Regions from separate parts of the Mus musculus genome. Here region 2 is linked to region 1. The links are chromatin loops, found by intact Hi-C in ENCODE. Cell type or tissue: heart. All regions are shown on one strand. Links, peaks and the distances in the headings refer to the core of each region. The heading gives the core; the rest is flanking DNA. Region 1 holds the start of Cmss1 (cms small ribosomal subunit 1). Region 2 holds the start of Tfg (Trk-fused gene).

What was found. A loop is a pair of places that touch in the nucleus more often than their neighbours do. Peaks named below come from ENCODE experiments on the same cell type or tissue, not always from the same donor. Only the 100,000 strongest peaks of a DNase experiment are listed, where the experiment ranks them.
Region 2: it touches region 1 in a loop (6-fold over the local background); 7 of 42 quality-filtered maps call a loop at or near these places.

The regions. Positions count from the first base shown.
Region 1 is chr16:57,603,754-57,610,301 of GRCm38, forward strand. Cmss1 (cms small ribosomal subunit 1) reads right to left here and starts at 3,114. Exons shown (of 10, transcript NM_025599.3): 1 at 2,913-3,114. The coding sequence starts at 2,973. In heart, for the core only: no CTCF peak of the experiment used is centred there; a DNase peak (open chromatin) is centred at 3,088; H3K4me3 peaks cover 1,642 bases; H3K27ac peaks cover 1,083 bases.
Region 2 is chr16:56,714,360-56,720,907 of GRCm38, forward strand. Tfg (Trk-fused gene) reads right to left here and starts at 3,091. Exons shown (of 8, transcript NM_019678.3): 1 at 2,826-3,091. In heart, for the core only: no CTCF peak of the experiment used is centred there; a DNase peak (open chromatin) is centred at 3,202; H3K4me3 peaks cover 2,429 bases; H3K27ac peaks cover 2,425 bases.

The DNA.
Region 1 (6,548 bases), core at 1,577-4,076:
CAGCTGAGCACGGTAGTGGGTACTTATAATCCTAGCACTCAGGAGACCAAAGCAGGAAGACTTCAAGTTTCAGGCCAGCAGTCTGGGCTAAGTAAAATCCCATTTTAAAATAAAGATAATAAAATAAACGTAATAAAGATTAATTACTCACTACTGTAAAACACAGGATTTTGACAGCTCTTCCATAAGAGTAAGCATCTTCAGAGGTATAAGGTCTCCAGCCAATATGAAGCTATGAACTATTAAAAGTTTACTAATAGACTGAATGAATGCCTTCTACCAACAAAATCACCGCTCTGAGCCTCTGGGATAAAGCAGAGAATGAGGAAAACCTAAGCTCTGCTTCCATGGAGTTTATAATCCCCGTGCCAGGAGACTGATTTAATAAGGCAAGCAGCAGCCAGCGCTAAATGACCTGCCAACATCAGAAGTCACCCAAGCACTACTGTAGGCTAACCAGGAGCAGCTTCTCAGGGAGGTGATGATTCTGCAAACCGTGCGTACATTTCCTGCTAGGTATCCATGAGTTTCATGAAAAATACCCCTAATAAATGTGGAAGACCTTTCATTTCCTCTCTTGTGTTTAACAGAGGTCTGAACTGAGTTCCTATGTTAACAGCTAGTTACTACATCAGAAGGACAGCAAGGAACTACAAGAGCCTGAGACAAAAGGAATGGAGCCTGTTGAGCACCAGAGCAAGTGAGGAGCAGCGCTGCTGAGCCAGGGTAAGCCGGTGGGGACTGAATTCTCTGGTAGCTGAGGGGCAAATATTGATGCTGAGGCCTCTATTTTGAGCTTACTACAGTGGTTCATACAAGTTAGAACAACATATAGGTCCACAGAGCAAAATGCAAAGAAAGACTCAGGAAACCTTGTGGAGGGAGACACAACAGGAAATAAAGGAAACAAAGAAACATAGCCACATCCTTCCAAGCCTGTGTGAGACTGATGGGTTGTGGGGACTGACACATGGAAGTGTGGAGAAAGGCAGGTTTACAACACTATTCCTATTAACCACTGAATACTTTAGAAGCCATCCAGATGTTTGAATTCCAAAATAAATCACATATTAGGATTACATCTCAATCACTGACAAAAAGATAAAGTGTACGGTTAAAACTGCTTATTTAGTTCTGAACAAAATCAGACTGAGAGTCAACTGACACAGTTTGATAATAATGTGCACGCATCGTATACCTTTTAAAATCAATAATGGGTTTGCTTAGAGATGGGATTCTTCTCTTTGGTCACAGTAGTTATCAGGAAAAATGCAAGCGCAAGACAGACTGACTTCAGATCATCCGACTGTGAAGGAGAGCTACCTCACTCAACAGGAGAAGCCCAAGCTAATCTCTGAGATCTCAGTGCTTCTGTTTCCTCCCGTATACAACAGGGATAAAGATAACTACTTCTCTGTACACTTACAAAGATGAATAATCTAGTGCTCATAAAGCAGCAAAAACAATGCATGACAGCAATAGGTAGGCTGAGGCAGGAGAATTAAGAGTTTCAGAATTTAGATCATACTAAGAGCTCAACAAATGAAAACTGGCATTACTGTCATATCCACTGTCTCCTGGCATTTCTGAACACTCCGGTTTTCTTGTTACATGTATGGTGAGAGGGGGCATCTAAGACTCAGAAGAAGCTACTGAGTCATTTGAGAAACACTCCTCAAACGATGGGGAGACTGAGAGTTACAGATTACCTGACTTTTAGCTTCCTACTTCTGTCATCCCTAGTCTAGTCTCAACCCTGGGATCCAGACTGCCACTCGCCACTGGACTGACACTCTACTCTTCTGTTCCCCTTAAATCACAAAACCCATGCTGTAACTTTCAGTTTCACACTGAGAAATGGTCTAAACGTGTTAACTCTGTTTGCTATCATGTGAGATGGTACTGAGATCAAAATAAATGGAAATATGACATTGACCCTACCATCTAAAACTAGAGACAGGTGGACCTTGGATCCTTGGAGGGTGACTTGAGACAGTAACAATAGAAGTAGCTATCGCATGGTTAAGTCTTATGGGGCATGAAATGTTCAAGGCCACTGGAGTGGGGGGGTTACTTAATGCTACTTTACTTGAAAATAAAATGCCTACTGCACACAGAATGGGTACACATAGTACACCATAATAGAAACTGTTGGAGCCGAGCAGTGGTGGTTCACACCTTTAATCTCGGCACTTGGGAGACAGAAGCAGGCGGATTTCTGAGTTCGAGGCCAGCCTGGTCTACAGAATGAGTTCCAGGACAGCCAGGGCTACACAGAGAAACCCTGTCTAAAAAAAAAAAAAAAAGAAAGAAAGAAAAGAAAAGAAAAGAAAAGAAAAGAAAAGAAAAGAAAAGAAAAGAATTTGCTGTAAAGCAGAAGAGTTAAGCCCCTTGCTGGCTCGAACTACACATGATAAAGAACACGCTACTTTAATATTTTGTACATATACTACACGCCAAAAATTGTGTTGTGCTATACAACTTTAAATTACCTTCACTACATCTTCACAATTTTTTGGAGAGAATTACTCCTTTCACACGTGAGGAAAAAGGAGAATGTGTCGGAGTATCAGAGTCTGTGATTTGAATTCCCAATCTGAACCTAGTTCAGGGATTACTGGTAACCACTATGACAAACTGTACAGAAACGGTCTATCTAGTCTCAAGAAAATAGTAAAAAGTCTAGAAAACCAGAGCGCAGGAAGTAGCCCTCTCAGACTGGCAGGCGGCGACGGGGTCCCTCTCGTTCCACGTGTGACACGGTGTTGTCCCTCCCCAGTTCCCGCGCCGTCCCATGTTCCCACGGCTCCGCGCTCCACCTCCGGGCAGACCGCCACGACTGCCACACGCGGGTAAGGCAGCTGAGGCGAGGACCAGGGCAGGAGGAACGAGGGAGGCGGGCGAGAGCTTACCTGGGCTGCTGGCGGCTGCCGGCTGGTTCTCCCACCACTCGTCTCCCAGATCGTCTGCCATCCCCGTGAGACCCGGACGCGAACTGACAACCAGATGAAAGCAAGGCGGCCGCTCGCGCTCCTGGGCTCAGCTTCACTGGCGGCGTTAGCAACGCTACACGCGGAAAAACCAAGGAACTCCGTCGCCCGCGCCACTGGAGATGACGTCACAGACGCCACGCCCCCCCAGCTGCGGCAGCCAGGGGTGTCGCCGTTTCCACACAGGCTCAGACGTTCAAGATCGGCCTAGAAACTCCAAATAAATGCTCTGTTGAGCCTAGAAATACAAGAAAAGAGTTACCATCGGTTTGGGTTATTTTTTTTTAATATTTAAGTATTTTGTTTTGGTTTATGGCCGAAAAGCCGATGTCGAAAGTGCAAGAACGGATGCTAAGACGATTTTTCTCTGTTGGATTTCAAAGAGCTTGCACCGCGGGAGGAGACCCGAGCACGTGGATGTGTTTTCACTTGGTTGTCAGGGTTCTGGCGTTCCAGCGCCTGTGCAGTTTGTCCTTAGAAACGCACCTGAGAGTTGCTGACGATGAATGTCGGAACTTGGTTGTACATGTGAACGTTGCTGCTCTTTTTCTACAACTTAAGAGGGACGAATATCCTGAAGACCTGAAACATACCACTTCTCTATTTAAAATACTTAATCAGGTTTTGATATTCTCTTTAGAGGACTTGGATTGTGATCTGTCCCATTCAGTACCATGGCCCTTGGAACATGAATAGAACTTGGGGCCTGGTGTGGTGGCGCACGCCTTTAATCCCAGCAATCTGGGAAGCAGAGGCAAGCAGATTCCTTGAGTTGAAGGCCAGCCTGGTCTACAGGGGAGTTCCAGGACACCCAAGACTCTGCAGAGACATCCTGTGGAGGAGGAGGAGAATTGTTTTATTCAACAGTACATTTGTTTCTGTCATCTCCATTAGCCATCTGCCTGACAACAGGTATTAAGAGGTCAGGAAGGCCACAGGCCAAATGCAGCGATTGAGTTGTTTGTACCGGTGCTCATAAGTTACTTTTATAGTAGAACGCTTTGGACAACATAAACTAACCAGAAAGAAAGAGTGGCTTTAATATGGTGCGTCTATACATTCATACTTCGTGTATTTGCTAATTCACCCTTTATAGAAAAAAATACAAGCTCTATTGAATAAACAATATAAATTGTATCTTCCCTTTAACTGTTTTGTTACCAGTAAATAGATATCTGGGTTTATAAGTTAGCCTACCCTAACCCCACCTCCAACTCCAACACCCATATCTGGTACTGTAGAATCCAAAATAAGTTCAAGACCACCCAGCCTCTTCCCCTCTGAAGGGACTTTCAGAAACATAGCAGTCAAAATGACTGAGTCTACAGCTGCCAAAACAAAATGAGCTGTTCTTAGAAAAATAACCATAACAAGATAGCAATTTCCAGAGAAATCCCCCTACCCTGCCCCACACTGAATTCTGAGAAAGACTACAAACCACCCTGACCTTTCTAAAATTCCCTGTGACATTAAGAGCTGTGATGTTAATAGCTGACCTATAAGATCAAAATGTAGTGCTGCTTTGCTGATAATAACCCACCATAAGGGCAGGCAAAGTGAGTCACTAGGCCAAAGGGTTACATAGTCACCCTATACAAACCAACTAATGCGTGAAAGGGTTACTTGCTACACCAATGAGAATAAGCCAGATAGCCCTGTTACCTAAATCTGCCCCTTACAAGGCATAAAAAGTATGTTTTTTGTTTATTCTGGGTCTCTCCTCTTGCCTGGGTGCTGAGGAGGGTCCCCAACATGTTGGAATAATAAAAAACCTCTTGCGGTTTTCAGCAATGGAGGTCTCTGTAGTCTTTGTGAGTGAGGGTCTTTTGACAGACTCCAACAGTACCTGATCACCTCATGAACACAGGGAAGCTAAGGCTGAAACAACTACTGGAGCTTTGCCTGAGCCCCTTTTCCTGTATAGCATATGAATAAGTACTGTTAGAGTTTGGGTATGAATGGGTCATTTCTCAGGAGTTTGAACTGGACAACCTTCATAGAAGACAAGTCACTTAAACTTTAGCTTGTCAATGTTTATCAGTCGGCAGTATGAGTGTAATTTTAAAAAATCTGTTCCTTAGTGAAAAAGTTTCAGGTAAGCTTTTAACCTTACTGGGCTTGCGGGGGGGGGGGTCTATAACACAAAGTAAATAAATTAGATGACCCCTCAGAGCTCTCCCAGTTCTGTTCCTAAATCTAAAGTGCCATACAAAGAAGTCTGAACAGTACTATTATAGTTGAAGGGTATGATAGTATGATTGTTTAGGGTAAGTTGTGTTGACGTTACTGTTCAGAACAGAACCGATTTGAGCATGGGTAAGATAGCGATTCTCCATCTTTGGAACCAGCAGAGCCTCTTGTCCTGTTGCCTCAGGTTGGAATACCCTTCTCTTACTTGTGTACTTGCTTCTGTACAAATGCCAAGAATTCCTGTGGATGCCACGATGTGAAAAGATTGGTACCTACTGCTGTGAAGATAAAAGTGTTGTGATAGAGGTTAGCATACTGTGCTGGTTAGTTTTACTATAAACTTGACTCAAGTTATAGTCCTCTGATAGGTGGAAACCTTGATTGAGAAAATGCCTCCTCCATAAAATTCGACTGTAGACAAGCCTTTAGACCATCCTCTTAATTAGTGATTGATGGGGGATGGTTCAGCCCATTGTGGGTGGTTCCAGCCCTGGGCTGGTAGTCCTGGGTTCAATAAGAAAACAAGCTGAAGCCGGGTGTGGTGGCACATGCCTTTAATCCCAGCATTCAGGAGGCAGAGGCAGGTAGATTTCTGAGTTCAAGGCCAGCTTGGTCTACAGAGTGAGTTCCAGGACAACCAGGGCTATACAGAGAAATCCTGTCTCGAAAAACCAAAAAGAAAAAGAAAAGAAAAGAAAAGAAAGAAAGAAAGAAAGAAAGAAAGAAAGAAAGAAAGGAAGGAAGGAAGGAAGGAAGAAAGAAGAGAGGAGAGGAGAGGAGAGGAGAGGAGAAAAGAAAAGAAAAGAAAAGAAAAGAAAAGAAAAGAAAAGAAGAGAAAAGGAAAGGAAAGAAAAGAAAAGAAAAGAAAAAAGAAGCTGAGCATGCCATGACAAGCAAGCCTGTAAGCAGCACCCCTCCATGGCTTCTGCATCAGCTCCTGCCTCCCGGTTCCTCCCTGTATGAGTTCTGTGCTGACTTCCTTTAGTGATGAACAATCCTATGGAAGGAGAAGACAAAGCCCATCTTCCTCAAGTTGATCTTGTCATAGTATTTCATCACACTAATTGAGGGGGACTCTGTAGGTGCCCAGGCAGAGAAGCAAACCCATGAAGAGATGAGATTGAAAATTCGGTTCAGACGGACTTCACCAACCTGAATCAGGGAGCCTAGTGCATGGTGGTTCATTGTCAGCAGATTTAAAACATGGGACAATTTGGGAAAAAGATCTCAGGCAACAATAATTCTCATTCTAGGTTTCCAGGCAGCAGTCATTCCAATCCCAGGGGCACAATAAAGCTTAAGGCGTGGCTACTTAGAACTCCTTTACAAGGTGCATGTGACTGTGAGGATGAATCTAATGTGGACTGC
Region 2 (6,548 bases), core at 1,702-4,201, 890 kb before region 1:
GAGAAACCCTGCCTAGGAAAACCATAAATAAATAAATAAATAATTGATCGATCGATCAGTCCAGGCTACCAGACTCTAAAAAAGGACATTGATCTGTGGTACAGTGCTTGCTTAGTATGCATAAGGCTTTGGGTTCCATAAATACTTGGTACCACGTTAAAAAAATGTATTTTTTTAAATGGTAAAAGTAGCTATTTGATACTGGCTTGCTACAGAATTTTCCCCTCATGGGTTTTTCTTATTATTATCTCATTTCAGGTTATTCAATATGATTGTCCTATGAATTTATAATCCTAATTCTGAACCTTAAGACTTTTAGTAATTCAAATTACTACTATAAAAGTGCATATTTAGGATCAAGTAATGGGTTAATATTTGTTTTTCTGCAAGGCCAAGTAATTCCTTAACATGCTTATCTATAGACACAGAATGTTCCTACTCTTTTTACCTGTTCCAAGTAAATGACCAAGAGCACCATTTAAGCTGTCCTGAACCTCCCACAGGCTACTCTGCTTTCATTCCTGAACTTTCACTATTGCCAGCTTTCTGTCTCCTTCCCTAAAACTTACTGAACCTCCATTTTCACCCCCGCCCCTTTAATGTGGAAAATCCCTCACCAAATCACCAAACTATTCATCTTGAATTGTTTTTCATGAGTCCTAGCTTATATCATGAATATTAAATATAAACCTCCCAGTAGTCCTCACATAAACGCTCTATCTAGTCTTTGCGTCTAACTATCCCTCAAATGAAAACAGCCCTTCACTACAAGGTCAAAGCAGAAGAACAAAGTGGAACAATGTTCCACAATCTGGATGCCACAGTTATCTTAATGTAAAGAGCACTGTTGGGTTTTGTTTGATCAGTCTCACAGGTGACTTCTAATGGCTGTGATGACGTGACACCTCTATAGAACCAACTCTTACATTGTTGGCCCAATTTGTTCTCCACCTTTAGAAAACATTTACATAACATCTACTCTACCCCAGGCTCTAAAACATATTAAGTTTAGAAAGATAGTAACTATCTCATACTTTCATTGATAGTCTGACAGGAATGAAGATCTTACAATAAATCTGCATTTACTGCCTTCTATCTATAGGCCATATAAGTCAGCAATATAGACTAAGGACCGGTGCTTAGAAAGCTGAACACTCTCAGTTCCTGAACCATAGAACCATCTCACAGTACCTTCTTTACCTGGCCAGAAGGGGCACCTCATATCAAGATACACTCCCAAGTAAGACCAAGTTCCAGCACAAATGTACTTGGTAATTAATATGCCCTCTGATGGAACTGGGAAGCACTCAGCTCCAGTGGACCTAAAAGCTAACATTACATATCCTTAACATCTACCATGGGTGGCCCAGTTTCATTTCTAGTTTCCTCCCTGCAGTCTTAGCTAAAAGTTGTCCATTTGTGTAGCAATGTCAGGCACCACCGTTATTTCCTGTCCCAAGAGAAAACCTCGTCCACACAGCTGTCAACTCTGGTCCTGCCTTTCTCTAAGCAGGTAGAGATTAACATGAATGAGTTCCTAGAACTACTGTTAAGATCACTATGCATTTTCTGATGCATCTCGTTGCTGTCTTACTACTTCCTAAGTCCAGAAGTGACTCAACCTGGAACTTAACCTTCATCCAAGAAATTCCTGGTAACTGGGATACACTGATGTGTCCAAGGACATAGCCCCTGCACTAGGATACCTCAGCCTCAGGCACCTGTTGCTTAACCTGAGAAGAGGCCCTCTTTCAGAAGCTTCTAAAACGCCCACCCTCTAAACAAGTTTCTTTTTCCCTTCTTTCTTTTCTTGTCCCCGCCTCCCCAAGACAGGATTTCTCTGGGTAGCCTTGGCTGTTCTGTAGACCAGGCTGGCCCCGAACTCAGAAATCCACCTGCCTCTGACTCCTGAGTGCACCACCACCAACTGGCTCCTTTTTCTTCTCTATTTTTTCTTTCTCTCTTTTCTTTTCTTTCTTTAAAGAACCTTGATTATTCTAAAACTGTAAGTGGGTCTCAAAATCTGTATGACACGCAGTGTATATGGCAAGAATGTAACCATTTTCACTGGTAGCTATGTGAGCTCAAGTTCTTCTCTGCGGCGTACTTTCTGCACATGCGAAGGGAGCCTAACAAGCTACTTTGGTAGAATCTTTGAGATTACCTATCTACAATTCTCCCTACCGTGCCCAGAGACGGCAACTTAACAAAAGTTGGCAACTGTAATCAGTAAAACTGGGTAGGGCCCCAAGAGGACACTAAGCACGGGAGTGTACGACCGAATGGGGCTCCTTTCTGTGTCCTCAATCTACCGATTAACTCCAGGTCTACGCTCCAACGTCCAAGCCACTCCCGGGGATCAGGCACAAACGCTTTGGGCTTTCTCAAGCCCCCTTTCTATGTCTTCCATGATTCACCCTCCACCTTCCAAGTTGCTCTAGAGGGTGAAGCACCGAGCAAACGCCCCAGGCTTCTTCGATCCCTGGTTCTCGACCTCCGTAAGAGGTACCCCCAGGCTCCCCTCTACTCTCTGGGGCCGGAGGGAACAGGACTTGGGGTATCAGCGGGGCCAAACGCCCTCCAGGTCAGGCCGGGCCGGGCGCCCTCTCCTCCCCCTCCCTCCCTCCCTCCCAGCCGCCCCTCCCCCATGCCGGGCCGCTCGTCCGCCTCACCCGGGCCCTGCGCCCTCCCTCCCAGCCCCTTCCCACGGTCCCCAGCCCCACCCTCCCACCCGGCGCTGGGAGGTTCCAGAAGCCCTGCGGCCCTCCCGGTTCCCCCGACCTCCTCCTTGAGTCGCCACGCGCGCCTCACTCCGGCGGACATACCCCGCTTGCCGAGGCCGTCCACCTCAGCTGACCCGGCCGCTGCGGGCTCACTCGGTGTCGCAGAGGAGGCTTCCAAACCCCGTCCGCTCCGCCGCCGTCCGCCGAGCCTCGCCGAGCTGCAGGCTGCGCAGAGCTGGCCAATCGCACGCACCCGACGAGCCTAGCGACAGCCACGGTCCCGTACGTGGCAGGTGGGAAGCGCAGGGGCGGGAGCGAAGGGGAGAAAAAAAAAAACTGCCCTGGCGCCCCGCCTCCAGGCGCACAAGCCAGTCAGGACGCATGCGCAGTGGGTGAGGGGCGGGGCGGGCGAAGACCCCGCTGCGTCGGGTGAGCGGCCCGGCTTCCTCACTGGATGACCGAGTGTAGGAAGTGCGAGCCGAGGCGGACACGCATGCGCAGGGAATTACCAGCACTTCCGGTTTTCCGGGCAGCCAGTCTTTCCTAAGTCTGGCTGCTGGGTGGGCGGGGCGTAGTCTGCAGGGCTGGGTTTGCTACGAGAGCCTGGGGGAAGTGGGGCATCTGTCCAGAAAGGTTTGGGTCTTGTTGCTTTGTGGCTGTCGTGACTACGCGCTAGTCTGTCACATCTCGGAAAAAACGAACCCCTTTTCCGCCTTCTTTCTACACGTTCATTCATTCATTCATTCAGGATTGAGTGCCTACGCTTTGCCGAAAGAGTGCTAGGATGAGTCAGTTCCCCAGCTAAGCTCTACCCAAACATTTAGGAAGATCCGAGTTTAGAGGGCACACCCACCGGTGCAAAAGACAAACTTGGATAGTAAAAACCGAGGCTTCAAGAAGGCTTTTATAGGATAGAGATTTGACCATACCCTACACTCGCCTAAATTCAGTTTTCTTTTTGCTTTGGATGTGTTTAAATGGATGGAACTTGAGAATTATCATCCTGAGTGAGGTGACTCAGTCACAAAGGAGCAAACACGGCTTGGACTCACCCTTGAAAAGACTGCTTACACATTGGTCCCTGACTAGTGTCTGAGCAACTAGAATTCAACAATGCTTCCACTGTTCTTTATTAAGAGCCATCCCTTGTGTCTAAAGTGTTTGAATAAATGTATTTTACGCTGAACACATTTCAATCTGCTTGCAATCTGGGTGCCAGGAATCTTAGTACACAGCAACCAGTGGGTCCCGTAATCTCCTTTAACAAGAAGAAGAAGAAAAATAAATAAATAAAGCAAAGTGGAGTGGTATAATCTAACACTACAATCTAAGTCTTACAAGTAACTTCTGGCAGACTATTCACATGGTTTAGGGACTTGTTGCTGGAAGAAATTAAGTGTGTCCAGGAAGAAAGCTTAGATGTGTGCTCTGGTCTCATACAGACTTCTTTCTTTATAATTTGTTCTTTTGCTATGTTCCTTTATGTTCTTTTCTATAATACCGTATGTCCTAGACATGGATACAGTTCCCTATAGTATCTGTGCAAAAACCATACAATGCCTATAGATGTAATTTGAGCATACTTTTTATTAAAAAAATCTACATCTAGAAACACAGAGATCTCATTACCAGAATAATCTGGAAAGAAGAGGTTGTAGATTTTGTAGCAGTGCTCAGAAAGGACTTTAGTACTGTTGCTTGTCTGCTTTCAGGACAATATATTCATTCACTACTTAACTGGGGTACTATTTTGTTAATAATTTCAGCTTACCTTCATAGTCACAAATTTTAGTGGTGGCCTGAAATTCAGAGTTTTCCTTGTCTTGCTTATTCCTTTATAATGTCTTGTGATCTTATCTCAAATCACATGACTTGTAACTGTCATCTAAACTCCCAGTCTAGAACACATCCCTTCTCTATTGCTGTCTAGTGAGTACCGGGTGGTTGGGGGTAGGGGGTTTCATCTTCATTTATTATCACCAAGGTCCAGAAAGTCTCAGTTATAATATTATGGTTTCATGGCAAACAAAGTCCAAAGTCCAACAAATTGTAAGATCATACCTCTGCATGTAGCAAAGTTCCACTGGGGAAACTATACAGATAGATAGGAACTGTACCAAACTATACAGATAGGAACTGTACCAGAGGCCCCTGGGAACAGCTTGTAAGAGATAAGCATTGGATCATGTCACTCTGCCCTACTTGCCTCTACTGCACACACACACACACACACACACACACACACACACACACACACAAACACTCCACATCTTCAGTTAAGAGCTGGTACTCAGAAACATGACCAATGGGCCAAAACTGAATTATAACTATTTACACCCTTTGGAATAATCAGAACCTTAAAAGTTAGCACTAAACTGCTAAGTATTGCTGTTGCCACTGTAAAATGACTCAGCCTCCTTAGAAAACAGCTCAGCTCTTACTGATTTTTTATTAGGTATTTTCTTCATTTACATTTCCAATGCTATCCCAAAAGTCCCCCATACCCCCGCCCAACTCCCCTACCCACCCACTCCCACTTCTTGCCCCTGGCGTTCCCCTGTACTGGGGCATATAAAGTTTGCAAGACCAATGGGCCTCTCTTTCCAATGGTGGCTAACTTGGCCATCTTCTGATACATATGCAGCTAGCTATTATTGATTTAATAAAGTGTTTAAAAATACAGGTTTAAAATAAATTACAATTACTCTGTGACCCAGTGACTCTAAGCAGTATTTTAAGAGAAAATAAAATGTTAGCCAAGAACATGTCCAAAAGTAAGTTTGATTCCTAATAGTCAAAACCAGATAAAATGTTTTCTTTTTACATAAAGGAACAAGCCCAAATTTTCTTCAGTAGATGAGAATTTCAGGGGACTTCAATGTGATTATTATTATTAATATTATTAGCAGGACTACATAAGTATGTAATGGTAAGTAAAATTATAATACAATCTCATTAACTGTTAAAGTTAAGACAAGGACTCTAGGGAATATAGAAAAGTAGACAATGGTTTAAAATTAAACCATTATGGATTTTGCTGTTATAAACATATTTGTGAAGATGACTATTCACTAGCTGTAATAAAGGATAAAGTACAAATTACATATCTCAGGTATACAATATGATATTGAGAACTATCACGATCATGCTAACATAGCCATCTCCTCACGGCTATACATGTGCAAAATCATGTAATGTGTCCTCAGCACTGTTGCGAATACAGTACACCACTATTAGTTACAGTGACTCTGCTGCTGTCCAGTAGAGTTCTAGAACATACCCAGTGTGAGGCTGGAAGTTTGCAGGAAACAAGCCACCTTTTCCTCTACCACCCAATCGTTGGTGGTAGTATTCTACTCTCACCCTGTGTGCAGCTGTATTTCAGAATCCACATAGACCTGCAATTATAGACAGTGTTTCTGCAGCTGGGTTCTTTAGAGTAATCCACACTGCTGCAAATGGCCATGCCTTTCTTTCTTCCCTAAGGCTGAGTACCTCTCCATATAAACAATATATACAATTTCAATTTGTGAGGATTCAACCTACGGTTCAGTTTGTGATAGTGCAAAAGCAGTATGAATCTAGTAGAATGACACTTCAACTTTGAAATTTGATCTTTTTCTAGGTGAGCAATATGTAGTATGATTTCAAAATGTTGGGCTTCAGCCACAAGCCACAGCCCCCAGCCAGCCACCCAATCATGACAGTAAATGAGTGATACTGCCCAGTATATTACATGGCATTCAGTAAACTGCACCTTATTATGAAACCAGCTCCCTGATATGTGATTTTGTCCAACTGTCAGGGGTCTACACATGTTTGTGT